Linked DNA regions of Homo sapiens: region 1 is linked to region 2. A link is a loop called in an ENCODE intact Hi-C map of the cell type or tissue named here. Cell type or tissue: sigmoid colon. All regions are shown on one strand. Links, peaks and the distances in the headings refer to the core of each region. The heading gives the core; the rest is flanking DNA. Region 1 overlaps PBX1 (PBX homeobox 1). Region 2 overlaps PBX1 (PBX homeobox 1).

Region 1 (15,371 bases), core at 3,023-11,022, 120 kb before region 2:
ATCTCTCAATTATTGGTGGAAATTGAGATTGCAATGGGTGGAAAATTCATCCTTTTTGGTTTAGGTTGTAGTTTCAACTGCATCTTCTACTGAAACTTTTGTCATTAAGTAGGTATTGGGGTGGGTATACCTCACACTCTGTGCTAGTTCTGGACCTTCTACTAAGTAGTTATAAGACCATAGAAAAGTTGCTTAAATAATTTTATGATAAACTATAATAGTAGTGGTTAAGGACCTGGTCTTTAAAGCCAGACTCTCTGAGTTTGTATCCTAGATCTTTTACTTCTTAACTGTCTGGCCTTATTCAAGTTAAAAAACCTCTCTGTGCCTCATTTTCCTTATTTATAAAATGCAGATCATAATGGTACTTATCTTAGAGGGTCGCTGTGAGGTTAAATAAGGTGATAGATGTAAATTACAGTGCCTGGCATAGAGTAAACAGTCAATAGCTGCTAGCTGTTATTATTTCTGGACTTGTTTTCTTATATGAAATAGAGAGGCTTATACCAGATGGTCCCTAAAGACAAAGCCAATTCCAAGACTCTGATTTTATGCTGAAAAGAGACAAAAATTGCTGAATTTAAGATTTGCTTTCTTTTTTTCCTTGCATTTTTTTTTTTTTTTTTTTTTTTTTTGTCAAGAGTCTCACTCTATCTCCCAGGTTGGAGTGCAGTGGCGTGATCTCGGCCCACTGAAACCTCTATCCCTGGGTTCAAGCGATTCTCCTGCCTCAGCCTCCTGAGTAGCTGGGATTCCAGGCATTCACCAGCTAAATTTTGTGTTTTACTAGAGACGAGGTTTCGCCCTGTTGGCCAGGCTGGTCTCAAACTCCTGATCTCAAGTGATCCGCCTGCCTCGGCCTCCCAGTGCTGGTTTACAGCCGTAAGCCACCATGCCTGGCCCTGTTTCCCTTGCTATTCTCTTAAAGTGAGAATTAGCTATATCTGGCCAAAAGTCTGGGACAGATTGGAAGAAGAGGGGGAAAAGAGAATGGGTAAGAACAGAGGAAAAGTTTTTAAGCTACTTTAAAAACTTTTAAACTACAAACTGGACAACAACCGCTTGAAAAGCTAGAATTGCATATTAAGGATGGTGTTTTCTTAGCGTCAGCAACTGGAGGCATTGTGTAATCATAGTTAAAAACATTTCATTTTCTCTCTGAAGATACATAAGCCTATCCATTCAACTTGCAAAGTTCCAAAGCAGGAAAAGTAGCACAAGTGAGTTTAGGGCAACCTGACCTTTTCTTTTTCTTTCTTTTTTTAAATTATACTTTAAGTTCTGGAACACGTGTGTGGAACGTGCAGGTTTGTTACATAGGTATACACATGCCATGGTGGTTTGCTCTACCCATCAACCCGTCATCTACATTAGGTGTTTCTCTTAATGCTCTCCGTCCCCTTGTCCCCCACCCCCTGACAGGCCCCAGTGTGTGATGTTCCCCTCCCTGTGTCCATGTGCTCTCATTGTCCAACTCCCATTTATGAGTGAGAACATGCGGTGTTTGATTTTCTGTTCCTGTGTTAATTTGCCGAGAGTGATGGTTTCCAGCTTCATCCATGTCCCTGCAAAGAACATGAACTCATCCTTTTTATGGCTCCATAGTATTCCATGGTGTATATGTGCCACATTTTCTTTATGCAGTCTATCATTGATGGGCATTTTGGTTGGTTCCAAGTCTTTGCTATTGTGAATAGTGCTGCAATAAACATATGTGTGCATGTGTCTTTATAGTAGAATGATTTATAATCCTTTGTGTATATACGCAGTGATGGGATTGCTGGGTCAAATGGTATTTCTGGTTCTAGATTCTTGAGGAATTGCCACACTGTCTTCCACAATGGTTGAATAATTTGCACTGTCACCAACAGTGTAAAAGAATTCCTATTTCTCCATATCCTCTCCAGCATCTGTTGTTTCCTGACTTTTTAAGGATCGCCATTCTAACTGGTGAGAGATGCTATCTCATTGTGGTTTTGATTTGCATTTCTCTAATGACCAGTGATGATGAGCTTTTTTTCATATATGTTTGTTGGCCACATAAATGTCTTCTTTTGAGAAGTGTCTGTTCATATCCTTCACCCACTGTTTGATAGAAGACAACCTGACCTTTTCTTGCCCTTCTAGTACATTCCTTATTTAGGAAAAATGTTATCTTTGTCATAAGGACAGCCTTGATTCATAGTAGATTTATTCTTCATTATTTTTATAGCTTTCTTGAAATATATTTCTAACACCATGAAATTCACCCATTTAAATGATATACAGTTAGGTGGCTTTTAGTGTATTGACAAAGTTGTGAACCCATTATCACAATCTAATTTTAGAACATTTTTATCAGCCTCCTTGCCCCCTAAAAAAACCCAGTACTTTTTACCAATCAGTCCATATTTCCCCCTTCACCTAGTCCCTGGTAACCACTAACCTACTTGCTGTCTTTGTGGTTTTTGCCTATTCTGGACATTTCACATAAATTGAATCATAAAATATTTGATGTTTTTTGACTCATTTCTTCTGTTTAGCACGTTTTCGAGGGTCATCCATACTGTAGCATCTATCAGTACTTCATTTTTCTTTATGGCCAAATACTATTCCGCTGTATGGATATACCACATTTTGCTTATTCATTATTCAGTTGCTACAGTAACTTAAGGAATGGACTTCAGTTACTGTTCACTTAGGTTATTTCCATTTTTGACTATTATGAATAATACTGCTATGAACATTTGCTTACAGGTTTTTATGTATGAATATATGTTTTCATTTCTCTGGATAAGGAGTGGAGTTGCTGGCTCGTGATAACTCTATGTTTAGATTTTGAGAAAATGCCAAACGGTTTTACAGAGTGGCTGCAGTAGGCACATTTTTTAAAAACAGCTTTATTGAGGTCTATTTGATATACAAAAATCTGTACATTGTATATATATATATATATATATATATATATATATATATATATATGCTTTTTTTTTTTTTTTTAAGATGGTGTGTCCCAGGCAGGAGTGCAGTAGTGCGATCTTGGCTCACCACAATCTCTGCTTCCCAGGTTCAAGCGATTCTCCTGCCTCAGCCTCCTGAGTAGCTGGGATTACAGGCATGGGCTACCACACCCAGCTGATTTTTGTATTGTTAGTAGAGATGGGATTTCACCATGTTGACCAGGCTGGTCTCGAACTCCTGACCTCAAGTGATCCACCGGCCTTGGTCTCCCAAAGTGCTGGAGTTACAGGTGTGAGGCACCGCGCCCAGCCTGAGCTACCACGCCCAGCCTGGTGTATTCTTAAGTCATAGTGTAAATGGCACTAAGTTTTGTCTTCAGCACTCTCAGCTTTTCATTCTTTTCAATCTCTTTCTCCATTCAATGATGTCTCCTCTCTATGTTTAGGACTCTACTGTGTTTATTGTCATGTTTGGTCAATACACTAAGAAAAAAAGTTTTTGATAAATTTATTTGACTTGAAGTATGCATGATCAGGATTTATGTGAAATCTCTGTTAGAACTATTTGCATTTTAAAGAGGAAAAAAAGTAAGACAAAGGAATGATTCTCCAATGTTGGAATTTCAGATGTCAGGTTCCTGGAGAGGAAGGCACTTTTGAAAAAGATTGGAGAATTTTCTGAATAGTAATCTAGTGTGACAGAGGGAGCATGGACTTTGAGTGAAACCATCCTAGCTTGTGTTAACATTAGTGAGCTATTGGATTTAACAGAGCTTCAGTGTTCTCATTTCTGTGGTGAAGATAATAATATGTATGATGTAGGATGGTGGGCTAAAAAAGACACTGATGTAAAGCACATAGTTCAATGAGTATGCTCAACTAGTGGCCACTACTGTTATTTTTCTGAAACCACATGACAGAGTGTTGACCACCTTTCTCATCAGTTTGGCCTTGTCGGTTCAGGTTGAGTTTTCTACTACCTCTGTCCGGGAGTTTTAGAGGTTCACTAACATGCTTCCTGACCCTGCTTTTATGTTAAATGGTTGTCAGTGTGAGAGAAATAAAAGTCTCGGGCAAAACGCAGCAAAAGGCATCTCCACACTTTCACACCCCCCTCCCCTACTTCTAGAGTTCTGTGGAGAGAATCTCACAGAACAGTGCTTTTCAGTGAACACCTGTAATTTTAAATTTAATGATTTACATTTTCTAGTAGCCTCATTTTTAAAAAGTAAGAAGAAGCAGGTGAAATAAATTTTAATACTTCTTATTTAACCCAAATATATCTAAAAATCTTTCAACATGTAATCAATATAAAAATTATTGAGATATTTTGCATTCTTTTTTTGTGCTAAGGCCTTGAAATGGTAATGTTAAATTTAATGATTTAAATTTTTTAGTAGCCCCATTTAAAAAAAGTAAAAAGAAACAAGTGAAATGAATTTTAATAATACATCTTATTTAACTTAAATACATTGAAAATATTTCAATATGTAATCAACATAAAAATTAATGAGATATTTTACATTCTTTTTTTGTGTGTCTATGCTGAGGCTTTGAAATCCATTGTGTATTTTACATTTACAGCACATCTTTTTTTTTTTTTTTTTTTTTTTTAAAGACAGTGTCTCTCTCTGTCATCCAGGCTGGAGTGCAGTGGCGTGATCTCGGCTCACTGCAACCTCTGCCTCCCGGGTTCAAGGGATTCTCCTGCCTCAGCCTCCCAAGTAGCTGGGATTACAGGCGCCTGCCACTACACACCCTGCTAATTTTTAGTAGAGATGGGGTTTCACCATGTCGGCCAGGCTGATCTTGAACTCCTGACCTCAGGTGATCCACCCACCTTGGCTTCCCAAAGTGTTGGGATTACAGGCGTGAGCCACCGTGCCCAGCATTTATAGCATATCTTGATTTTGCCTTGCCATACTTCAAGTGCTCAATAGCTACACATGAGTAGTATCTACCATATGGGACAGCACAGCCATAGAATAGTTGTTCTGGCATAACTCCGTTTTGTTCCTTTTTTGGCATAGTTTTTACATTCTGAGGAAGATACATGGTTGTTCCCCACTCAAACTTGAGCTGGTAGTTCTGTAGCAATTGAAATTGTTGCCTGATGAATAGCCGTGTTCCAGATTAAAGCATATTTGAGACATCTTTTTCTGGAAGAGAACGTCCACCTTACACTATTGAGGTCACTGCTGGAAGCCGGGATGGGGTGGTTCCCCCACCTCCTTCTCTGTGTTTTTTGCTTCTTTCTTTCCATAGCTCTTCATTTTAGGTTCTTTCTTTCTCCTTAACAAAATCTTAAGTGTTCCCTAGAATAGACTGAGTGGGCCGAAGCAGTTCCTTGTTTTCTTTAGCTGTAATGCAATGGAACAAGTACAGAGCACTCCATGGTATGACAGGAGTTTGCTGGACCCTCTGCAGCCTCACACTGACTACCTCTGTGGTAGCATATTATTTTGAGAACGCCATTTAACCTCTTAGTCTCAGGTTTCCACATCCATGGAATGGGTGACTCTAGAGAGCCTCTGATCTGACTCCATATTCCATGGGTTGTGAGCCCCAACATGATCCCTGCCAAAGCTTAGATTCCTAGGACACTAGGCAGGTGGAACATTTATAAAAGAAAATTCTTTTTCATTGTTATGGCAGCTCTAATTTCTCCTATGAATCCTTATATCTTTCCTAGATGGTCATGTAAAACTGGTTATGGTGGTGTTAACGTTACCCTCCATCAATCAAGTTGAATTGCAGAAGGCAAACTGAGAGGGAAAAAAATAGTGGAATTAAAAAAATTTTTATTGCTGGGTGTGGTGGCTCACACCTATAATCCCAGCACTTTGGGAGGCCGAGATGGGCGGATCACCTGAGGTCAGGAGTTCGAGACCAGCCTGGCCAACATGGCGAAATGCCGTCTCTACTAAAAATACAAAAATTAGCTGGGTGTGGTGGTGGGCACCTGTAACCCCAACTACTTGGGAGGCTGAGGCAGGAGAATTTCTTGAACCCGGGAGGTGGAGGTTGCAGTGAGCCGAGATTGCGCCTTTACACTCCAGCCTGGGCAACAGAGTGAGACTAAAAAAAAAAAAAATTATTGAAGCATTCAGGATCCCATTTATAAGGCCAGTTGGAGGCCAATCCCAGTTTAATCCACCTTGCGGACTTTGTGATGGAATGCATATGTTGTTTTCATGCTATGTATTTGCAGCTATTGGATTTTAGACTGGAAACTTGTCTTGGAATAGATTTCTGATTGCAGTATTGCAAGTGCAGAATACCTTCTTGAGTTCATATGGTAGAGCCCAGGAATTTAGGAAAGGAGTCTGGCCCTCACCTTGGAATGGTGGAGTTACTTGTTCAACGTTTGCCTCAGCTGAAATACTGAAATAATTTCTGTTTCCCACCTGTCAGTGGGGCGTTTGCAAACTTACAGTGAGGATATTTAGAAAGATGTTTGAGTTTCCCTAAGAAAGTGTGGTCAGTAAGTATGAGAAAAAGTTTATATATTTGTCTTGCTTTGAGACAGGTTGAATCTGCCAGTAGGTCAGAGGAATACATTTACCTAGTAGCCTGTGCTGGTAGGGCAGAGAGAGTCAGTCGTTTTTCCTGAGGGCGTTAGGTGATTTGAGACCTCAAGTGTTGTCACTGTAAGAGAATCCTCCTTATAATTACCATTGTTAATAGAATTGAAACTTTGCATTTGTCTTTTATCCCTAACAAAGAAAGACTCCCAGAGAGTCTAATGATGAGCCCTGCCTACATCCATTCTGAAAGGCACTCTATGGATATGAGGGTGTAGACGTTAATTCCTTTCTGTAGAATTTGCATGCAGAGGCTCTAGGGCCAATGCACCCTGCTTACATTAATAAATATTTAAAAACAAAGAGCGGGTAACACAAGCACATCTTTCCTTTGTGCATCCTCCTTACTAGGGTGCCTGTAATACCTAACATCTTGGGAAGGAAATGTCTGGGTGGGTGCGGGTGGGTGGTGATGCTGCGCGCAGCACCAAGTATAAAGGCCCAAGAAGTAACCACATCGTGTGAGGAATAAATTAAAGCAGCTTCATCCGGAGGCCAATTAAGGAAGAATGGGAAAAAAGAAAAAACAAAACCCAGCAACAATAAAACCCAAGAGATGAGAGAGCATGTTCGTTCAGACCACGTAGAAAAGAGAAATTGAAGTCGTCTGGAAGGAGTTTAAGGGGATGCATCACAAAATAAAACTTTTGGAACCAAGAAACAGTGGAGAAGCCCGGTGGCGAGCCACATGGCCTTGTGCTAAGACGAGATGCCCTTTTCAGAAAGGATAATGATGATGCTGGGAGCTGGACCGTCGTAGATTGTCGCCTGAGTCTTGCTGTAAGACGCTGCACAATTAGATTAGAGGAGAGGGCTAGGGGTGGCCGCGAACCCCCTCGCAAATCTGTTGACTTCACCGCAGGGCTGATGCGCGCAGCATAGAGGACGCTTGGGAGCGCCCGGCCACTGCCCGGTCCGCCGGCGCGGCGCCGCGTCGCACCCGGTCTTCTCTGCACCCTGCGCCTTGCACCGGCTCCCTCTCCCGTTCGGGCGTGCGGCCCCCCTCAGACTCTGCCCTTGAGTTCCCAGCGCAGGCCGCACGTCACCGGCCGCCAGCGCGCGGACCGCGAAGCCAAGTGTCCCCCAAGCGGGGCTTGCTGTGTTTTCATCATTTCCCTTGCCTGGCCCGGGTTGCAGTGGTCAGCCGCAGCGGTCTGCTCCCGGCGGCGGCCCGAGGCTCCCCCGCCACCTCTTCTGTCCCGGCTGACTTAACTCTTCTCCCAAAGGGTGGTAAAGAGAGGGCCGCCGCCCCCCAGGGGGAAGACATCCTCTTGGGAGCCATACTTCCTTTATTAAACACCTCTCAATGTGGGCTTGGAGTCACATTCAGAGCCTCTGAGGCAGAGGGGTGCCTGCGGTCTGTTCCCAGGGAGCCGGGCCTAGGGTCTGTTCCTGGGAAGGATCTGTTCCGTGGGGCCCGCTGGAGCCGCGTTTTCAATATGCAAAGTGCCGGTGCTGTGCAGACCTCGGTGGTGGTGGTTTTGCATGCAGAAGTGAAATTCAGAAGGCCGCGTGTGAGCACGTGGGTGAGTGTGTGTATGTGCTAACACGCACGCGTATTAATTTGCAGCTCCTTAGTTGGCCGTGTGTTGTCTCAGCTGTATTCGATAAATATTCGAGTTGTTGCTTTATGGTAATGAAATGAATTAAATAATATAATCTGGAGTTACTGCAGAAACCCTCCCGTCTTTTCTGTCTCTCAGCTCTTACAGGGAGTGCGTCATCTTCCCCTAGGGAGATTTTTAACCCAAAGAACCTTGATGTACTTTAAACAGCACTGACATTTGTTTTCCTTAAGCTCAGTCTGATTTCTTTAACACTTGAAGAAGGTTTGGGGCCTTCAGACATAGCTAGTTTCTTATATGGCGGCTTGTCTTGTCTCAGAGGAATGTTTAAAGGGGCTTCAAGCTGCCTTATTTTTACCAGTCTTCAGAAAATAGAGAATTGATTTTGGTAGTTTGCCCCCTCCTGCCCATGCACGCATAGTTGCCTCCCTTCCCCCACCTAGCCTGCTGGAGCCCAGGCAGGAAGGGGCTGTCATCATACACATGCCTAAGCCATATTACTTTATTTTTCTTCTTAGAAAGTTACACTAGGAAAGATGTTCTTGATGTGTGATTATTATTCTTAAGTGTATTCTAGTGCTTGCTTATTATTGCTCTGTTACAGCTTCACAGGAAACCAGCAGGTCCTGCAGTAGACGGTCCAGAAACTTTCTATTGAATGAATGTGGGAGAGCTAGAAGTCAGGAAGGTTGAATTCCCTCATTACTTCGAAAATCTATAAATTAATTCCCTCTATAAATTTCCACCAGCCTAGTCTCTGATCCACCAGCTGGAGAATCAAGCCCATTATTAATTTCACAGGATGAATTTCTCATCCTAGTAACTCTGGGGGAGAGGACGAAAGGGTTATTATGTAGGTTGAGAGTTCTCTTGTTGCTTCTGACTGTTACAGATGTTGCAGCTAAAATATAAGCATAGCAATAATAATATCAGCAATGGTGATAGTAAAGAATGGAAATAACTGCTTCCTTCTGCTCCTGATTTGGACACCCCCATCCTCCTACTCATTTATTCTATTGACTCCTCTCTAGGTGTTTCAAGTAGAGATGTTTTGGTGACTTCCTAGGGGAGAGAAGCATCTCTCCAGTGGCTTCCATTTGGGTATAAGTATGCAAAGATTGTTTGTGTTGTCAAGATCCCACTGGAGTATATCTTCTTACCTATAATGTCACCTCCTGCATGTTGCCCTTTGTAAGTAGAGGTTATGGAAGCTCAATTATTTTTTAAGTAAGTTTCATAAAATATTTTTGAATGCCCTATGTTCTGGAGATGTTGGTGAAAACTCTTTATCTTCCACAGGTTGTATAGTGAAAAAGTTAAAAATGAATCTCTATCCTGGTTGGATTTATTTTTTCATTTGAGAAATACCGTTCAACATTTTTGTTTTAGACCTCCTGGAGGGCATGATGGGACTGAAGAGTCTTTATTCCATTTTGGTCTAATTATTGCTTTAGCAAATATTTGTGAAACTTCTCCCATGCCTGAAGTGTTGTGACAGAGACTGAAAAATACAGATATGTGTGAGTTGTGGCCCTTACCCTCAAGGAGCTTCCAGGGGCCTGAATCATGGGCAGAATCAATGTGACATGGGCAGGTCCATCACTCCCAAAGCCCATGACAGGAGCCTGGAATGTGTTCCCCAGAGCCAGGAGTGTGGCTGTAAAGGTCATTCTTGACCAAAGTTCATTGCTGCCCTGGTGATACATGCAGAAGCATGCTTTCTTTGAATCAAGGAGTTCTAGTTTTTTTACCTGGATGCCTCAGAAATGTTCTATGTTTGAGTCCTTGCATACTGGGCCTTCCTGCCTTTCCTCAAGCACTGTAACCTCCTTTATTTCCTTTCTGCCTTTCCCCTTTCACTCTCTTTTGTTCTCTTCCTCCCCTCTACTGGGGCCTACCCACCCCTCCACGCCCTCCCCGCCCCCATTGCTATTTGCCAAACTTGTGACCTGAGACCACTTGGCATTTCCGTGGGATGGCTGAAATTTACCACCCGCTGAATAGGCATTCTGTGACATTTGCTCACCTGGGCAGCTTAAGCTACATGGTCTGCTTCTGCCTTGAAGGAGTACTGAGAGGAAGTGTGAAATTTACCTCTGTGCTCCAGGGTTCTTGCTAGCAGGGAGACAAACAGCAATGCTTTCTAGAAGCTGGAATTAATTTTTATCATAGTGCACATATATGTTTATACCCTACATTTATTATATATTCAATAAGTACATGTAGACAATTTGTGCATTGTCTTCCATTTTTTTAACAAATTAAATTTTCATGCTTAGCGTCATCTTTCACTTTCATACCCTCCCCTTCTCTCCCTCCCTGCTAGTAGAACATACTGGGTTAACTTAATGCTCTTTGAGGCCTTGTGTCATTAGACCACCTGTCTCCTTAAGGTTTGTGATATTCCGTGTGATGTCTTTCTCACTGTGGCCTGCCCAGTCCTGCTGGTAAGGAAATAGCTGCCTGTCTCTTTGGATCAAACTGGTCTAGGAGCTTGTTCAGCCCAGTTACTGGGGCAGACCAGCCCTGGAGGCGTCTCTGACTCTTGGAACACACAGACAGCACAGTCTGTCTGTCCTGGCTGTCAGTCGAAGAAGGGAAACATGCAATATAGATGGTTAAGCTGTTACTTTATACTTGTGTGCTCCAAGTGATTTGAAGGAAAGAGTGCTCTGGGCCCCAGTAGTGGTGGATCATCCTGGAATGAAACTGAACAGAGAATGTCGGCAGAAGTGATGTTTCATACTTTCCTGTATGAAACAGGAGCCCAGAATTCTCCTGTTCATATGTAATAGGAGTTAATGCATATTTAAAAAATGTGTTAGGTACAGCGCTATTATTACTCTGATTTTTAAGATGAGGAAACTGAGGCATAGAGAGTTTAGTGAATCTTCCTAAAGTCACATAGCTAATGAGAGAGAGGCTGACTTGGAGATTTTACTTGGTAAGTTTTACTAAGTGTAGATTTTTCTATGAAAATATTCATTCCCATTGAGTGACAGCCCATCAAATTGTGATTCTTCCAAGGAAATCCAGTGGAATCTTACTTGGTTGTCCAAATAACAAATTGTCTGGCTCTACTCATTTCTGATCCTGTTTCTCAGGTACAGAAATTTAATTATCTCATGACTGTGGCTGGCTGCAAAACAAGTAAAGAGGATAAGTTCAAAACTCGCCTTGAGCTTATTTCCTGATTTTCATTAGGCCTCTGCCTATTCTGTTTTTAGAATCCACCTGACTTTTTTTATTTTTTGAGATGGAATCTCACTCTGTTGCTCAGGCTGGAGTGCAGTGGCATGATCTTGGCTCACTGCAACCTCCGCCTCCCGGGTTCAAGCAATTCTTGTGCCTTAGCCTCCCGAGTAGCTGGGATTACAGGCGTGCGCCACCATGCCCGGCTAATTTTTGTATTTTTAGTAGAGACAGAGGTTTCACCATGTTGGCCAGGCTGGTCTTGAACTCCTGACCTCAAGTGATCCACCTGCCTCGGCCTCCCACAGTGCTGGGATTACAGGCGTTGAGCCACCATTCCCAGCCAAGTTTGTTTTTTGAGATGGAGTTTTGCTCTGGTTGCCCAGGCTAGAGTGCAATGATGCAATCTTGGCTTACTGCAACCTCTGTCTCCTGGGTTCAAGCGATTCTCCTGCCTCAGCCTCCCGAGTAGCTGGGATTACAGGAGCACGCCAACACACTTGGCTAATTTTTTTGTGTTTTTAGTAGAGACGGGGTTTCACCATGTTGGCCAGGCTGGCCTGGAACTCCTGACCTCAGGTGATCCACCCTCCTCGACCTCCCAGAGTGCTGGGATTATAGGTATGAGCCACCGCACCTGGCTCTAGAATCCACCTGACTTCTTTCAGGTAACAAGCATGACTTATTTTTGCAGGGGGTCTAAAGCTTGACCACCGCTGTTGTATATGTCACCTTTCCTAGTTCCTTCTCAGAAGTCCAGCATTTTGACAGAAGCATAAAGCAGGGCACAGGGTCCTGCCTTTGCACACCCTTCCTGTGCCCATTGTCCTATCACACCACCTCCCTGGTGCAGCCAGACTCTAGGCCCTGGGCCCTCCAGTGATTCTACGTGGTGCGGATGGATGCTTCCATGGTGAGACCCAAAAGTCTCATCTGTCCAGTTACAGAGCCTCTGTTTTTGGAAAGGCATATCCAGCAGCTCCCCGACCGCCATTTTTTTTTTTTTTTTTGAGATGGAGTCTCACTCTGTCACCCAGGCTGTAGTGCAGTGGCGCAATCTCGGCTCACTGCAACCTCCGCCTCTCGGGTTCAAGTGATTCTTCTGTCTCAGCCTCCCGAGTAGCTGGGATTACAGGCACGGGCCACCGCGCCTGGCTAATTTTTGTATTTTTAGTAAAGACGGGATTTCACCATATTGGCCAGGCTGGTCTCAAACTCCTGACCTTGTGATCCGCCTGCCTCGGCCTCCCAAAGTGGTGGGATTACAGGCATGAGCCACCGCACCCAGCCCCCTTTTGTGATTAGTGGGTGTTTTCAGTTTTGAGGAGGGAAGATCTACCTTCCAAATTGCAGTGGTGGCCCAGAGAACAGCCTGGTATGCAGGACCAGGGTGAAGGTGAAGCTGTTCATATCACCCCAGGTCTTTGAAGGGGAAGAAAAAGTTCAAGGCATTTCATGTTAAAACTTACTGTTTAGAAAACAATACTGTTGATATTAAAAATATAATAATAGCATCATTATTACCAAGAAGACCTTAATAAAGAAAATTTTACAAAAGAAAATCATAAATCTACTAATTTACCTTTAATCATACTATCCTAGTTCAACGTCTATTTTCAGTTTTCTTGTGTTTACATTTTCTTGTGTTACTTTCCTTATGGCTGTGTAAATTTTCCATGTCTTGGGGATGATTGTGTACTCAGGGAACATATTTATCCACAGAACCTGTTATGTATCTTATTTATTTGTTTATTGCTTATTTCATTTCAAAAAGGCATGCAAGAAGCTTACCAAAAGATGTGAGAGATACCAAGAGATTTACTAAATAAATGAGGAAATTAGAAGAAAAAAATTCAGGTAGGGCAATAAAATAACATGCAAGGGAATGTTAGTATGTAAAATGGTATCCATAAGATCCTTTCTTATTGTGAACTTCTCAGGCCTTTTGCTAGTAAGGAAGTAGCTACTGTCTCTTTGGGTCAAACTAGTCTAGGACCTTGTTCAGTCCATATCCTAGAAAGGTTGGCTACAGATTTGATTCTGTGCTTCCTAGTAGCAAAAGCAAAAAAGGGAAATAGGATCCGTTTCAAATTGCCAAACATTTAGAATTGGAAACTAATCAGTTATTTAAGGAGAAGCAGATTTTTTTCCTGGTACTGGACCCCATGCAAAATTTCTTTCATAATTTCTTTTTTTTTTTTTTTGAGACGGAGTTTCGCTCTTGTTCCCCAGGCTGGAGTGCAGTGACGCGATCTCAGCTCACTGCAACCTCTGCCTCCTGGGTTCAAGCAATTCTCCTGCCTCAGCCTCCCGAGTAGCTGGGATTACAGGCACATGCCACCACACCCAGCTAATTTTTGTATTTTTAGTAGAGATGGGGTTTCATCATATTGGTCAGGTTGGTCTGGAGCTCCTGACCTCAGGTGATCTGCCTGCCTTGGCCACCCAAAGTGCTGGGAATTACAAGTGTGAGCCACCGTGCCCGGCCTCATAATTTCTAGTAAGAAGATGCTAGTGATATGATAGGCATTGCCCTCAACGACATGATAAAAAATTATATTTCATGTTTTACCATAGCCCTTTATGCATAACCCATCCACAGCACTCATCAGATGTTATCATAATTATTGGTTTACTATGTAATTCTCTTGTTAGACTCAGAATTTCTTGAAAATGATGAACAGGATTTGTATGCTCAGCCCATAGTACATATTCAGTTAATATATTTTTGAATTGAAACACTGTTTTATCTGCTTATTCAAAAGGGGAAAATTTAATTTATTAACACTTACTGAGTACTTGCTACTCTTTACTCTGAAATAAAAAGAGGGATGAATCAAAAGTCCCTGTCCTTGAGGAAGGTATGATTTACTGGGAATAAACATGTATTAATAGTTATATTGTACTCTAGCTGGATAATTGCTACATGATAGAAGTGTGAACATTCTTTTGTGAAATGACTTATAGATTGCTTAAACTACACTCTCATTACAGCCAGCTTCACCTTTTAGAATTTGGGGTTTGGATCTTTAAGCCAAGAGAGGCGGGAAAAAAAAAAAAAGAATAATAGGGCATGTGAGAGTTTTCTGAGAGGAGAGAGGCTATTGTCTTGTAGATTTGGTTTTTTGCTTCCATTCTTTTTTAGGGAAGAGGGTTCCATTCCTGGGCTAACTAACCCAGCCTCTCTGAATCTCAGGTCACAGGGTGAGAGGGGAGTGGGGCCCCTCTTTTAGTCTACTCCTGACTTGACCTGGCAGCCTTAGCTGGGAGACACTGTTCCATTTTTCATGGGCAGCTGGAGTTGTGGCCACCATTGTGATTCTTGTGACTGGCTTACAGAAGAAACATGGTTCCTAAGAAGGCCAGGAGGGACAGTCCCTGAGACATACGTGTAAAATGAAGAGTATAAAAAGCAAATAACTACCACAACTGGTTTTATCCAGGGCTGTTAATTTTTAGATACTCATTGCTACACTTATTAGAAATAATGTTTACCTTATTTCCTTTTCTTCCTCCTTTCTCCTCTTCCTTCTTTCTATTTAAAAACCATTTGCCAGGTACTTCTATGGCAGGCAGAGTGAGAAATATAAGATAGGAACTTGTCCTCAAATTGCTTACCTCTGGGAGAAAACGAAGGCGCTTTAGGGCAGCTCTTGATCAGGCCCTTGAAGATAACTTAAGTATAGCATAGCACTTAACCCACAATATGTTCTCAAAGAAAGTCCTGAAAGATGAATCCAGTTTTCTCCAAGATTGCAAGCTCCCCCTTGAAGATGGTAAGGTCCTAGTGAGCCATGCTTTATTCATCTTTGCATGTCTAGACCAGTGCCTGGTATATATATTTGATGCCCAACAAATGCTAGTTGAAGGAAGGAAGGGAGGGAGAGGGGAAGGAGGAAAGGAATCACAAATAATTCACCTAAATCTACTTTGGATTTACTTATATTTTTAGAGTGAATATCTTAAGAAATTATTTCCAAAAGCCAAGTGCAGTACGGTGCATACCTATAAATCCCAGCTACTAGGGAGGTTGAGGTGGGAGGATCACTTGAGCACAGGAGTTCTAGTCCGGCCTGGACAGCATAGTCAGA
Region 2 (15,371 bases), core at 2,405-10,404:
CAGTCTGGTTCCTTCTATGGGCCATATTCTGTTTTGATGTTGTCTAAAAGTGTCCTCTGTATCTTCTGTACCTCCTAACCCAGGTCCCACCTCCATGAAACCTTTAGGATTATCTCAGATGTCACAGAACTAGAGAGACTAGTGATTCTAAGATTTCTAGCTTTTTTTTTCAATTAACTTCTAGAGTGCTTTGTTTTCTTTGCTGAAGTCAGATTTCTGCCCCTGCAGATTATGAAATCACCCAGTGGACAAATTCAGTCCTTATTCTACACTCTTGCTGTATTTGATCCTGACAACCTTTCTATTATAAAATTCTCATTTCTTCATCTCTGTATTCTCTTGGTTTGCTTCATATCTCTTTGGTTGGGCCTCCTTAGTTAACTTCAATGTTGCCTCCTCAGCCCATCACTAAGTATTCGTATGCCTGCATTTATCAACTAAATACCTATGGCTCACAAATATATCCATCTGTGATCTCACTGAGGACAGAGGACTTATCTTCTTTGTCAACCGCTGCATCCCCAGTGAGGAGTACAATGTCTGGACTAAAACAAGTATCCAGTAAGTATTTATTGAACAAATGGTAAAGTAAAACCTATATGTTTAGCCCAGATTGCTTTTGTGAGTTTCAGATCTACACATATAACTGCCCGGCAAGCATCTCTATATCCATGTTCAGCAGATTTATAAATCCAGAGCAGACCTCATCAATCCCCATCCACAACAAGTCTTCCTCCTGTATTCCGTCTTTTATCTGCCCAATCTAGAAACCTAATATTTGTATCAGACTTTAACCTTTTTCTATGTCACCTCCCACTACCTTCATCTAATCATTAGCCAATTTGTGTTGATACTACCAGCAAGCATTTAATGAACACTTTATGCCAAGACTTATAAAACTAAACACATTCTAACTATTTCTCATTTCTCCTTCTTCCCATCTGCTGTCATCCTAAGTCAGGCACTCACTATCTTTCACCCATTCAGCAGTATTGACCTCTTGACTGGTGTCTCTGCCTGTAATATCCTTAAGCAGCCCATCGCATCTGAGGCCTGCCAGGAGACTCTTAACATGCTAACCTGCTTGCTATACCCTTATTCAAAATTCTTTGATGGAGGTCCCATTGTCAAAAGCTGCAGTCCTGAATCTCAAAACTGTTGTGCCATGATCAGTTGTGAAGTATGTCACAAGTAATTTTGATATTAATAATGGTTCAAGACCTAAGGTTTGCAAATTATTTAAAATTTTAAGCTAAGTCAAATTATCACCATATAAATGTCACTTTCGCTCACTTGAATTCCCATATGCTTTCTTTAGTGGAAGAGAAAGAGTGGCATTACAGTCTGCTGAGAATTATTCATTTTGGTCTGTAGGATGAAATCTAAACTCCTTTGCATAACCTACATGAACCTTGTGATCTAGTCCTTGCCTACTTCACCAGGGCTATTTCTCACCATTTTTTTCTATCTCATCATATGCTACAAATATACTGAGTTACCTGTAATACCTAAAACCTGCCACTTCTTTCTTATACCTTTGAAGATTGTCTCCTACTAGCGATTTCTTGTACCTGTTATCCCCTAAAACACTCTTACTGATCATTCAGATCCTGGCTGAGGCCTTGCCTGAGTATCCTGACCCAGTTCTAGATATTCCTCTTCCTTTGTATCCACTTTGCCTTGTATATTCCTTCATTGTAGCTTATAATAATTACATGGTGTTTTTAGCATGTTCGTTTCCCCGTTGGACTGTAAGTTAATGCCTTTTCATGTTCTTCTCCCAATTTTTAGTACATGGCTGAACATATGGTAGGTGCTCTGTAATCTTATCCACTGGTCCCAACATTCTTCAGAATCAGGCAACTTTAGTACCACATCATAACTTAATAGATAAAAGCGAGAGAGCCCTGGACAGGGAGTTTGAGCAGCTAGTCCTAGCTCGTCTATAATGATTCTGTGGCCCTTGACATGTTACACAAAACTTATATCTATCTCAGTTTCTATGTGTATGGTCTGTTTGTAGGACTTCCCTATGAAATGGTGGTTTAGACCAAGTTGGAAGGTGTGCATTGATTGGAAAATACAGGAAGTAGGATAGAGTAGGCAAAGTGAGGCCCATGTGCTTGCCATTGATAGTCTGTCATTGAATGTCTAGCTGGGAGTAATAAATGGAGACCCAGTCGTTATTTGAGCATAGATGACATGTTCTGAAATTAGATTGAAGGACTTCTCATCTGGTAAAAATGTGCCGGATGTACTAGAGTGTAGAGAGAGTGAAGAAACAGATTTCAGCCAGGAGACAAAAGGATCTGGGATCTGCTATCTTGGGAATGAAAAAGATCACACTTTTTTCAAAAAGTTTTTGAAAAAAAGAATGACAGAGCCTGGTAACCACCTAGATATGGAAGTTGAAGGAAAGGTATGAATTGAAGATGATGGAATCATTTAATTCATTTATTTATTTGGATTCCACAGAAAGTTTGAGGTGGGATATGACTCAGTACAATGAAAACTGTTAGGCATATGGCTGGAGGGTGTGGTCACAGATGCTGGCTTTGTCATGTAACTCGGAAATAAGGCTTTGCCAGGATTGTCGTAGAGTTTGCTGCATCGTATGCAAGTTTGGACTAGACTCTAAGATATCTCCCATGTCTGTCTATGTGTTTATCTTTGTAAGTTCTCTGATTTGTTACCTGAGAGAATGGGTTTGGCATTAATTAATAGGAATAAGGAAATCAGGGAAGGGAGGGGATTTGGATGCCAGGTAGAGTTTTCTTCATTTCAGATTGTGGTAGATCTTTTGAGTTTCACTGAATGTTGTGATAACTTCTGTATAATTGTTGACTTTCCTTTTGGCTTTGTCTCTGACTTTCATAGGATAGCGCTGTATCTGTTAGAATCATACTCTGTTTTCAGGCTGTCCCTAGGCTGAGCTCACTAGTTCCAGTGACCTCTTTCTGGTAGGAGGTCAGAGTTTATTGAGTGACAGTGGACCAGAATAAAATTATAGTGGAAAAGAATTTGGGTTTTGGAGTCAGACTGACCCAAATTTGTGTTCTATATCCTTTGTCTATTTTGTGACATTAGCAGGTTACCTAATTTTCATATGTCCGTCTTCTCAATACTGCAAGTGGGGATAATATCACCTACTTCATGGGGTTTGGTGAAAGATTAAAATAATAATAGCTAATATTAATTTAGGGATTAGTTACTAAGCACTGCTATTTTACATTCATTATCTCGTTTAATCCTCCCTGCAAAATCTATAAAGTATGTATTTTCATTGTCCCTGTTACACTGACCAGTAGAGGGATTAAATAATTTGCCCTGTTACCTGACTAGGAATTGGCAGAGCAGGGATTAGAACCTAGGTTGAATGACTGCAGAATCTGAGCCTTTAATAACTGAAAGCACGGCAGCTTCCCAAATGTCACCCTTTCTATGAAAATGTGAAATCTCTAGTAAGACCCTCTTTCAGATTAATCACCTCTTCTACCATGCTCCTATAACAAAATTCCTGAAACTTTAATTAGCCCTTTTCTATTCTATGTCAACCCTTTATTCAACCCTTAATTTTAATCATTTTTATACGTCCCCTTCTCTTCACTAAATTATAAACTTTTAAAAACAAAAACTGTGTTTACCTATGTATTTTTGCATTCAATTCCTTTATACACAGGAAGTCTCAATGTTAATTTGTTGCAAAGAAATTATTTGAAAGGCTCATGCCTTCCCTAGGGGGACATCTTTAGCCACTTGGTGCCTTGAGGTCACCTTTACTTTTCCATCATCAAAATAGGAAAATTAAACTGTCACAGAGTACTACGAATAGCAGTAATGAAATATTATCATTTAAAATAAGGATATAATATCACTTAGCCTGATTGTGGTCTTCACATCACCTCCCCCGACCAAAGAAAAGTCATAAAAGCAGAAGTGTTCTTTGCCTCAGTGGTTTAGATTGTTTGTGATATTTGGAATTGAACTAGACAAGAAGAGACGTATCAGGAACCAGTTCCTCCTTGCCTCCAGGTATCAGACATGCTAGATCCCAGTTGGTCTTAACTTTTTGTCTCACTTACCCCTTTGGTTGGAATGCAGGCATTATTCTGAAGCTTTGTGGTAAGCGACTTGGATTTTCTAGTGTCGGGCTCTTCTCTTTTTTAGGAAGGGAGAAGCGGGTCTGGGAAATTAAAGTGCCTGTATCTCCCAGGGCACCGATTGTTAAGAGGGTTGGGACCTCAGTATGTTTTTTTTCCATTCTGCCACACCTGAGATAGAAAAAAGAAATACCACGGTCCCTCGGGTAGCAGTAGAGGGTGAGAGCAAGACTCCTACCTCTGAATGCCGTTAGATTTAGAAGTTCATTTTGACTGCTTTACGATACAAAGTTGAGTAATAATAATGGTCTTACTGGTATAAATAATAAGCACAGAGTGTTTCATACATATCAAAGCAATTTCGTACATTGTAGTTCTCATTCTTTGAGAAACAGCCTTGTGGGGTTGAACAGAAGGAATTACAGAATTGTGTTTGACGGTGTTGAGTGAGAAATTTTTAGCTGTTTTTCTTATTTTGTTCCCTGTTCCCTCATTTTTTTCTTATCCTGAGTTAGTCTCTTGATTTACATCTCGGCATTCAGGACTCAATGTTGCCAGCCTCCCGCATCTGAAGTAGCTGAGAGCCAGGATGCTAGCAGAGGATATCTGTGTAGCCAAACTAAGGGCCCATGTACTTAAGTTTGTGCAGTTGACTCATCAGAGCGCCCAAAAGCCACCACTCAAGACCTCTGATTTCAAATATGATTCTAATTGTATGTTTATCTGGCTTCCTAGCCTGTGCCAGACTATATACATGATAATCTCTAACATTTACTAAGTACTTACTAACTGAGACACTCTCCTAAATACTCTCAAGCATTCACTCAGGTAATCCTCACAACCACACTAGAACACGAGGTACCACAACTGCCTCCATTTTACATGTGAGGACAGAGCACAGGGGGGTTTTGAAACAAGGTCCCAAGCCAGTAGTCAGGTCTGGCTTCCATGATCTGGAACCACAGCCCATGCTATCAGCTATAGCACTACAACCTCAGAAGAGGGGGAAACTTAAAGAAGCAGTAAAATCATAAAAAGGAGACTCAAGAATTTAAAAAGACCAGCAGACTGAGTCTATACAGAATAGGCATGCGTGCTCTCACATAGCAGCGGGCCTGGGTGATCATCAGCATTCCTAATGATAAATGACGTGGGTCACAAAGAGGAGGCCAAATAATGTCCAAGATCCCTCTCTATCTATCTACCTAGATATTTTTTAAAAGAAGCTAGATGGAAATATAACATGTTTTAGAAGATTACTATCGAAAATGATGAAAATACAAATAGTTTTGGTAAAGCTCCAGTAACAGGGAGCCAAGCTTTCAAAAGTGATTTATTTTTCAGTAGTTAACGTTTTTGTGCCTTTCTACCTGCTCGTGGGTTCCAGAGTCTCTGTTGCCTGGTGTCTCCCCGAGAACAAAGATTGTGGATCCCCAAAGTACCTCCACCTCCTCACTGGACTCCTGCTCCAGAAAAGATGACCATAATCTAATAATCACTCTACCGCATGAACAGGGTGTCACACATGTGCTTGACTGTGCCTCTACAGTGGCAGGTAGAGCGAGTGCAGTGCAGGAAATATCAGCCCTTTTCTAAAGCACTATGAAGATGAAAGGGGGAGGTGGTCAGGGGATGGAGAGGACGGAGGGGAAATCACTTCTTTGTCTAAAAGGGAAATGCCAGGACTGTCCCTTCAGGTCTGTTAAGTGTCTATAGGATGTGGAGGAAAATTCTTCTTCTCGTTGCTCCCACCTCTCCCCATCCCCTTTATTCTTTCTCACTTTGTAGAATAATATAAAAAAGCCCAGCAGAAAGGGAGCTGTGATGCTGTCGTCCCTGGCGTTGATGTTATTTATTTTCCTCAGTTGCTGCTCTGGAAGCCCGGAGTTGACAGAGCGGTTTTGTAGAATAGAAACATTATAGACTGTTACTGTCAGAGTGTTAAATGTGATGGATAGAGAAATAGAGGCGAAGGAGGGGACTTAATACTGAGAGCCAGGGTGCTCATGGGAAAATAAACCATCCGCATATAAGAAATGAATGAGGTAATGTGGCGGGAGGTAATGGGCTTTCGCAACATGCCGGAACAGAGATGCTTATTACAGGGTGTGCTTAACCCTTGGCATGCTGATTTCCCTTTGTGGGTTCCAGGGCTTTTCGCTGGGTCCCTCTGTGGGAGCATGTGTGTGGCTTTTCTTCAGGCAGGGAAGCCAGCGTGTGTAGAGGAGTGGAGGCAAACGCATTCTTAATAACACTGTATTAGCAGCCTGTACATCAGAGAGCTTGGCAGCTCCTGAGGGACACGGGACTCCCGTGGCTGTGTGAGACAGAATGTGCCAGGATTGCTGGGTTATGGAGAAGCCAAGGAAGGCACATCAAGGGAGCGTGAGGTTCTGTTATTTCTCCATTGGAGACTTAAGAGAAGTGCTTTGGTTACGTAGGGGAGGAGATTCATGTTACTTGATTCTCTTAGTGGCACCCGAAGGTTTCTTGCTACTCTTCGTAGCAAATACTAGCTGTTTACCACTGACCAGAATGTGGTGGCTTTGCTCTAGGTTGGGGGACACGGGAGCAGACAGTGATCATCTTTATTACCTCATGGTCTAGTTACAGTGCATGGTACAGAGGTAATAATAAAGGTGATCGTGTCAGGTGGAGACCCTGCAGCAGATAGGATGATGGAAGGGGACCCAACTCTCCTGGATGAGGTAGGTGAATTAAACTGAAGGTTTGCCAGTTTCAGTGAACAAGGTGCTTTTCCCTTGTGTTGGGTTTCTATGACTTTTTTCACCCATCTTTGTGTTTTGGTGGTGGCCAGCCCTGTATATTGCCACTTAGCTGATATGGACTCCCATCTGCCTCTGACAGTTGCCTGCTGTGTGGCCTTGAGCATGTCATTGAACCTCTCTGGGTGTTAGTTTCTTCATCTGTAACATGAGAATAATAACACTTCATAAATTCATTAGCAAGACTAAACATAATCATGCCTATGAAAGTGTGGTAGCCTCTAAAACATTACGCAAATAGCCAAGTATTATCATTATTTCTGTTAGTAATGAAACAATATATGCGTGTCAGATAATAAGGTAAAGCTCCAACTCCTAATCTTTTCAGGAGACTCTTTGCCTTTTTGCATTTTTTTTTCCCCTGCTAGGATACATAGAGTGGTAAGATATGTAGAAAGCAGAGTTCAGGGGAAAGTTAGAATGAGGCAGAGCTTCCAGGATAGTACTTTCTTGTTGATCTGTTATTTTTCTAAACCTTTTTCTTTTCTGTGTTGAAACACAATGCCATTTTTTGAACTTCACCAATTGTTATCTCAGATATGGATATGCCTGAGGCCTGGGCAAGTCAGGGCAGTGCCACTCCAGTTTCAGAAAAGAAAGTGTGATGGGGTTCAGCAGGGGAATTGCTGTTGTACTTCATTAGCCAAGCTCAGTAATTCCAAGAATACCCCTGCGGGTGTGGGTGTTTATGAAATGCAGATTCACAGGCCTTGCCCCAGCAAATTTGATAGGAGTCTAGGAATCTGTATTTCACAAACACTGTCAATGAATCCCATGCCTGTGGTACTTACGTCACTTATTAGAAACTACCTCTTCCTTCACACTCTCTCCCACTCCCCTGTGGTGATGGTCTAGTTACTGGTCTTAAAGGTGATAACTCACTACTATTCAAGAGTAATTAAAATGCCACCAATGCCCTCACTTCATCAGCACATGGGTCCTGCACAAGACTGATTGTGCACATTTTTAAAGCATTTTGTATTTTTTGACCGAGCTCTGTACTTATGATTTGTGTCATTTTCTATCTCTGTATTATGTGTTCAGAAAGTTTTTTATAATAGCACCGATATTGCTTTTATTAGTGGTACTGTGACATATGACTGAGACCCACAACCTTTTGGTCTATATTAAAAACCTACTGAAAAGTAAATAATTTGTAAACTTTAACCACATAGACAAAGTGCATGAAGGGGACATGGAGAGAATAAAAATCTCTTACAGACATATGTTTTTCCAGTGGGCAGCTGCTATTTAAGAACTTTTAAGGTGCACATGAGTACACCTTTGTTAAAAGGTATAGCTTGTATAGTAATTCCGTTCTGGGGGTTGCGGAGAAGAGCAGGAGGGAGCACAGTGTGCCTTGCCCTGGCTGGCAGTATGAGACAATTACCACGATGAGGTTTTTTTTTTAATGTTCTCCATATATAGATTAAAATGTTTGTTGCCTGAACTGGGCATGGAGAAGGCATCATAATGTGCACCTGAACATTCATGTAGGGTTTAGTGAGGAGAAAATAAGAGGATACCCTGAGCTCACATTCATGGGCATGGGCTCAAGCTTTTTCCAAAGTCACTGAGATGTCATTGTATTGACTCAGCCTTATTTGCATTACCTCATTCTGGTAGAACTGCTATGTTTATAGACATCATTTGGCATTTACCCTTCCACATCAGAGCTTTCATATTGGAGTTGACTCTTCATTTTGAGTTGACCAAGGTGGGCTTCAGTGTGAGTGAGTGTGTGCACTTGTACAGATACACCATAATCTAAGAATCACCCTACCCCCATGAACAGGGTGTCACGCATGTGCTTGACTGTGTGCTTCTACAGTGGCAGGTAGAGTGAATGCAGTGCAGGAAATATCAGCCCTTTTCTAAAGCACTATGAAAATGAAAGGGGGAGGTGGTTGGGGGATGGAGAGGACAGAGGGGGAAATCACTTCTTTGTCTAAAAGGGAAATGCCAGGACCGTCCCTTCAGGTCTGTTAAGTGTCTATAGGATGAGGAGGAAAATTCTTCTTCTCGTTGACATTGTGTAGGTCTGTGTGTATCTGCATATGCCTATATTCATTATGACTCATCATCTTACTCTCATGGTCTTTTGGAGATACTTTGTCTATTCTGGAGTGCAGAGGTAATTAACTTATGGTGCCAGCTCCACTGATATCCAACCATATATATCTTTGGATTTTTGAAAACCTGATGTTTGCAAATGTCTATTATTAAAAAAAAAGAGAGAGACAAGGTCTCACTATGTTGTCAGGCAAGAGTGCTGTAGCTATTCACAGGCTCGATCCCACCATTGGTCAACACAGACTGCTCTGTGTCTGACCTGGGCTGGTTCACCCCTCCTTAGGCAACCTAGTGGTTCTCTGCTCCCAAGAGGTGATCATATTGACATCAAACTGAGTGTGGACACCCAATTGGCATAGCGCACTACAGCCCAGAATTCTTGGGCTGGAGTGATCCTGCTGCCTCAGCATCCCAAGTAGATGGGACCATAGGTGTATACCTCCATGCTGGGCTACAAAAATCTGTTCTTATCTTCTGTGCCTTTTTCTTGTTATTCTAAAAGGTGGAAAGCCGAGCAACTTCAGGATGGTGCTGTAGCATTGTGAGTGAGAGGAGAATATATTTAGTTCATATGGCTGCCTTATGTGTAATGGATTACTGGGTATAGGTCCATGTATTGTTGATCTGTGGCATGACAGGCCTGGCAGAGGGACACAAACACATATGTACAAAATGGCTCCCTGCTCATTACCACGAGCCTGAACTCATTTCAGCTGAGACGACCAGTTAGCCAACAGCCCAGGCGTACATGTGACAGCTTGGGTGTCTGCCCCTGCTGGTCATAGCTACCGCTTCCGTCACTGGCTGTTAATCAGAATATGAGAAACTCTGGCCATTTCTACTGGCTGGACTCCGTGTGCTGCCTGAATCCAGGTGCATGCAGAGATGTTCTCAGATCTAAGAGAGGTCAGGAAGGGAAAGGGATGATTCCTCCTCCTACCTTTTCCTAAGTCCCTTCTCCACACATCCAATTGCACCCATGAGAACCGAACCACCATGTTGAATGGGGTCTGGCATTCAGAGCAACTTCCCTACAAATCTCTTTTTATTGGCATTTCCTCCAATTTAACCAGCCCTGAATTGCATTTGAATCAGATGAGAGAAAGAGAGGGAAGGAGAAGGGAGGAGGTCCCTCCCTCTCTTGGAAAAGCAGCTCACAACCAGCTTTATTTGGTAAAATGCTGCAATAGATGCTTGTCAGAAATAATTTATTCCTGTTAGCTGTAATCTGAAGGAAAACAGATACAAGTCCTATAGTTAAAAAAAAAGTAAAGTAGTCTTGCTTTCGCTGACAGTACAAAGGTGTCATATACAAGAAGGATTGACACAGACCAAGGGGTCTTGTGGGAAATATGATAATAACTATAAAGAAGACAGATTATTCCCCAGTTGCCAACATTCAAACCTTTTTACAGTCAGTTCAAACATATAAAACTTTATTGCTCTAGCAGAAAGGGGAACAATTTCTGGTTGCACAGCTTTCCCAGGGCTGGGTTTATACTGTCTGTGTTATTGCTCTATAGTGGCATTTTAAAGTTTATTGAACAAGACTTTTACAATTGAAGGAAGTATATAAAACTGTAAATTTATTAGATTTTTCAGGATAAGTGCCCTTTGTAGTTGTGCTCAAGAATTCGGAGCTATGAGAAACTGCTAGTTACAAGACTTATTAATATTAAAGACTGAGAGTACGCACATTTTATACCTTAACTGATCTCAAAAATAATATTATTATATTACTGAATGTCAGAGCTCTGATACTATAGAATTGGATGGATACACACACATAGGACTCTATGTACCAGATGTGTTTATTTTTCACTGGCTAAAAAGTTAGCTTTCGTTATATCTTACTTTATTTGCTTTTAACACAGTTGGTCAGGGTATTCCTCTGTTCATTGAAGGATGTCTCAGGTAGATGTTTTTTCCTAAAATCCTTGCTGATTTTCCAGCATTTCTCAGTGTGTGGGTATAATGCAAGTACAAGTGTTAGGTTTTAAGAGCATATTTTATGGTGAAGTAATATATTGTTGCATTCACAAAAGCAACTATAACTTTGATAATCAAAATACTACCAAAAGGAGTTCTTGTTTTCCCCAACTTCTCATTTTTCATTTCTTAAAGGTTTTGAGGGAAATCATTTGAGAAATTTTGTAACATTTGTGATAATCTATAAAAAGGTTTCTCAACCTCAGCACTATTGACTTTTTGAGGCCAGATGATCCTTCATTATGGGGGCTGCCCTGTGTACCGTAAGCTGTTTAGCTGCATTCCTGGCTTCCACCCATAGATGCCAGCAGCATCCCCACTCCCCCATTGTGAGAACCAAAAATGTCTCCAGACATTGCCAGATGTCTCCTGGGAGGCAAAATTATACCCAGTTGAGAACCATTCATCTATACAGTATTATAATATGTCTGGGGAAAATACATTTTACTGTAAATAAATAATATAGGTTGTGTTTGGTAATTAAAAAATATATTGTTACTAAACAAGATGAATTACAGGATTATTTACTTGCAGAAATATCTGACTGTTGACTGCTTTTAAATAAGGTGTTTCCCCCAAAGAATGTAACATAGCTCAATCTTTAAAATTTTTCATATAAATTTTGGGGATCATATCACTATGTGGAAGGAGATGCCTTGCTTGCTTACTTAAGCCTCAGGACATGTGTTTATGGATATAATCACTTATGAAACCAGACCTCATATTCTTTTTATATTATGTTATGATTAGCCACTGATATGTGTTTGCCTTTTTGATTTTTCACATGCATATGCAGAAACATGTATATGTATATATTATGTGACTAACACAGTGAAGGATATGAAAAGTATGAAGACAATTTTGATTATAATTTTCTCATTTGACAAGTTCAATTTTGAGGTACCATCAACTTGCCTTTAATTTTCAATTTGTATTCTAGAATTCCTTAACCTCTTCAGAAGGTTTTCATGGTAGATACATTTAAAACATTCAAATAAGTTGTTTATAGCACCTGTTCACCTTCATGCTGCCTGATGTTATTCAAGTACCTATGTGTGAATGGCACTTTGATCTGGAATTCTGTGTTAATTTGTCTAGTGGCCATAGCATTTACAGAAATAAGCTAAAATGTTTTCAAAAGGACTTAAATTGTAATTGGCCTTTTGGTTTTTGATTGCTGAGTTTTGGAATTCTATGGTTGATATAAAAAAAATCTAGACACTTGTGACTTACTAAGGAGTATCTTGAAAATGTCTCAATTCTGTTATTCAGTGGAACTACCATTCTCTTTTGCCCCTATGACCTCTGATGGCTGAGCGGTGTTAGCCATATACTGTGTGTCTTTTCACCTCTTCTTGCCATCTCTGTGGGTCACTGGGCTCCTCTGGAAACTTCTGTAGGCAGGGCAGAGGTTTCCTTTTGTGTTTCCTTTTAGACCATGCCTTAAGAAGTATGGTGTGACTTCCTTTATTCACTAAATGTCTTTCTGATAAGCTGTGCATGAATTATATGATTGGAAAGCAAATCATATTAGAATCCACTAGTGGAGTCTGGCTAGGATATCCATTGTAATCCTCCTAGTAAGTCATAAGATCTATTCACAATCACCCCTTTAGTTATGCACGGTTTCCTTAAATCATAATATATCTTGTTAGAGTTTTTAAACTACTAATGTCCATTCTAGTATGGTGATATGTATGATAGCTGTGTCCTGCCTGGATTCATGCAGTCACATATATATGATATACCTTTTTTTGAACATATGACAATATGCATAGCCCCTATTTGGTGAACTGTCTTCTCTACAAATTATAGCCTTGGTGCTTTACAAGGTTAAATAACACAGTCTCTAATTTAAGTAACAGTGAGAACCAGGAAGATTTAAACAGTCTGAGTCAGGCACACATAACCCTACCCTCAAAAGCACTCATAGCTAAGTGGGGGAATCTTGCTGAAGTCTTGTTAACTTCCTGGGTTTCAAAGTCCCACTTCCAGGTACCATGGATGAGGCAGCAGGCATGCAATTACAGAAAAATAAACCTTTAGTCAAACAAAAGAAGCCACTGAAAGAACTGAAAACCCCTTCCTAGTCCCAGCTAAATTCCCAGGGAAGATTTAGGACCTGTGTTTGTCCTGAGTTAGTGGATGGTCTTGGCCAGTTTGCCATCTGTAGTGGTGAGTTGAAAGGGACTGTGGGCTCTGGAGGCTGAAAGGGAGTGAGCAGGAACAACATGAAACAGCAAATGTCAGGGAAGTCAGTAAGCCCTGAATCTTTTATGAGACCTTGGATATTCTGATCACAGCTCCGCTGGCATCGAGATTGGAATACAGATTATGGGAGGGAGCGTCTGTGACATGAAGCCCTGGCTTAAATCTTCCCAAGGTTTTAACGTGCCTTACCATATGAATATTTTGTTATTTTATTTGGCAGTATTTCCACAGGAGGCCAGGAAGGAGAGCACTGAGTAAGCCAGGGGTAGGGCAAATCTAGAGATGGGAGAGATTAGAACAGTATTGTGGCTAATGAGACTAACACCACTGAGGTGTGTGTGTGTGTGTGTGTGTGTGAGAGAGAGAGAGAGAGAGAGAGAGAGAGAGAGAGAGAAAGTGCTGAATCCCCTGTAATCCTGTCTCATACAAGGCCCTGGTGCTAAAACCACTGTAACTGTTTATGAATTCACTCCAGCTACATAGTGAGAGGAAGGAAAGAGAATAAGAAGAACCCAATGCTGGAATGAATTTATGCTTAAGAGCTTGTCTCGGGAATGCAGCTGGGTTTAAGAGTCGCCAAGCCAAGACACCCTTTTTGGGAAAAGGGAAAAGAAAAGGAAAGGAAGATAAAAACCCAGGAGACTGGAGGGACAGTGGGAGGAAGAGGAAAGAAAACGTGCTGCTCCCAGATGGGGAAGCCTTGTCTGAGTGAAATGGCATTATAGGTTGTCTGGGTGTTAGCCCCTTAAAGTGGTTTAATTTCCCACTAAATAGAGATCACTGTGAGGACTAAGAACCAAGCAAATGCTTTCGATTGCGCTATCTTGATTAGAAGCCCTGCATTAAGGCAAGAGCATTGGCAGAGCCCGAGAGAGCTGAGGCACCCTGAGGCATGCAGCAAGGTCCATGGCAGGCTAGACTTCAAGTGGCTTTGCCGGAGCATGACTTACAGCAGATTTGATGGCCTGGATTTTGCTTTTCCACACCTGTCCCCATCTGGTAGGCCATGCTGTCTCGTAGCCAACCTGCAAGTCAGTTAGGTGAGGCCGAGTGACCTCAGCCTGATGCAGGCCACAGAAGCAGAGCGAGGCAGAGTGACTAAGTGACTGCTGGAATCCTAGTAAAGCAGGGATAGGAACCAGAGTTCCTGGACTGCACGCAGCCTTTTCTTTGGTAAGAGAGGTTGACTACTGTAGTAGCTGTGTAAGGGGCAGATAGAGATGAGTGAGAGATGGTCATTCCTAAGTAAGAAATATTTATCAGATGACTGTTATGTGTCAGGAGCTGGGCTAAGTGCTTTACACATATATAGTCTTTTTTTAAAAAAAATATTTTCTTTTCTTTTAATTTAGTTTCAGGGGGGTACATATGCAGGTTTGTTAACATAGGCATATTATATAATGCTGGGGTTTGGGCTTCTATTGAATCCCTCACCCAAATAATGAACACAGCACTCAAGAGAGTGTTTTTCAGCCCTTGCCCTTTCCCTCCCTCCTCCTTTTTGGAAACCCCAGTATCTATTGTTGCCATCTTTACGTTCATGTATACCCATTGTTTAGCTCCCACTTGTAAGTGTGAATGTGCAGTATTTGATTTTTTGTTTCTGCGTTAAATCACTTAGGATAATGGCCTCCGGCTGCATCCATCAACATATACAATCTTTACAACAAATATATGGCACAGGTACTGTGATTATATTATACCCATTTTAGGGATAAGGAAACTGAGGCTAAAGAAGTAACCAAGACAAAGTTAGAAAATGCCAAGTTTGAATCTAGGCTATCTCCAAAATACTTGGCCTTGAACACCCATTTGAGCAGGTTTGCACTGAATCTGTTTCTTCATTTTAAGCACTACTTATTGAGTGCTGACTGTATGCCAGGTACCATGGTAGGTGCTGGGGATACTGACTAGAGGAAGACAGTGTCCTAGTCCTTGAGGTGTACACACAGCCGCGGAGACACCCCAGCAAATCAGCGATGGCAGTGGTGCCATAGATACTCTGAGAAGTAGTCACGGTACTCATGGGGCCTGCTACTTCATAATGTCAGTGACGTGGCAGACACAGGAAGGCTGCAGCACACCTAACTTTGTTGGTCACTTTTGTCTATCTGCTACTCTCAAGGCTCCATTTGTCTCTGTTGTGTAACTCTGAGCAAGCTAGTCTTCTTTCTAAGAAAGTGGAAGCTGATCAGCAGAAGGTGGCCATGGA

Evidence for each region. A loop is a pair of places that touch in the nucleus more often than their neighbours do. Peaks named below come from ENCODE experiments on the same cell type or tissue, not always from the same donor. Only the 100,000 strongest peaks of a DNase experiment are listed, where the experiment ranks them.
Region 1: a loop joins it to region 2, with 2.9 times the contacts of the local background. A loop is called at or near these places in 13 of 110 quality-filtered maps.

The regions. Positions count from the first base shown.
Region 1 is chr1:164,568,956-164,584,326 of GRCh38, forward strand. The region is part of intron 2 of PBX1 (PBX homeobox 1); the gene reads left to right. Among named protein-coding and RNA genes, the nearest start is that of PBX1, 17 kb to the left of the region's middle. In sigmoid colon, for the core only: no CTCF peak of the experiment used is centred there; DNase peaks (open chromatin) are centred at 7,566 and 7,996; H3K4me3 peaks cover 2,069 bases; H3K27ac peaks cover 1,254 bases.
Region 2 is chr1:164,693,904-164,709,274 of GRCh38, forward strand. All of the region lies in intron 2 of PBX1 (PBX homeobox 1), which reads left to right. Among named protein-coding and RNA genes, the nearest start is that of PBX1-AS1, 73 kb to the right of the region's middle. RefSeq lists an enhancer at 5,452-6,683. In sigmoid colon, for the core only: no CTCF peak of the experiment used is centred there; DNase peaks (open chromatin) are centred at 6,398 and 9,728; H3K4me3 peaks cover 2,808 bases; H3K27ac peaks cover 907 bases.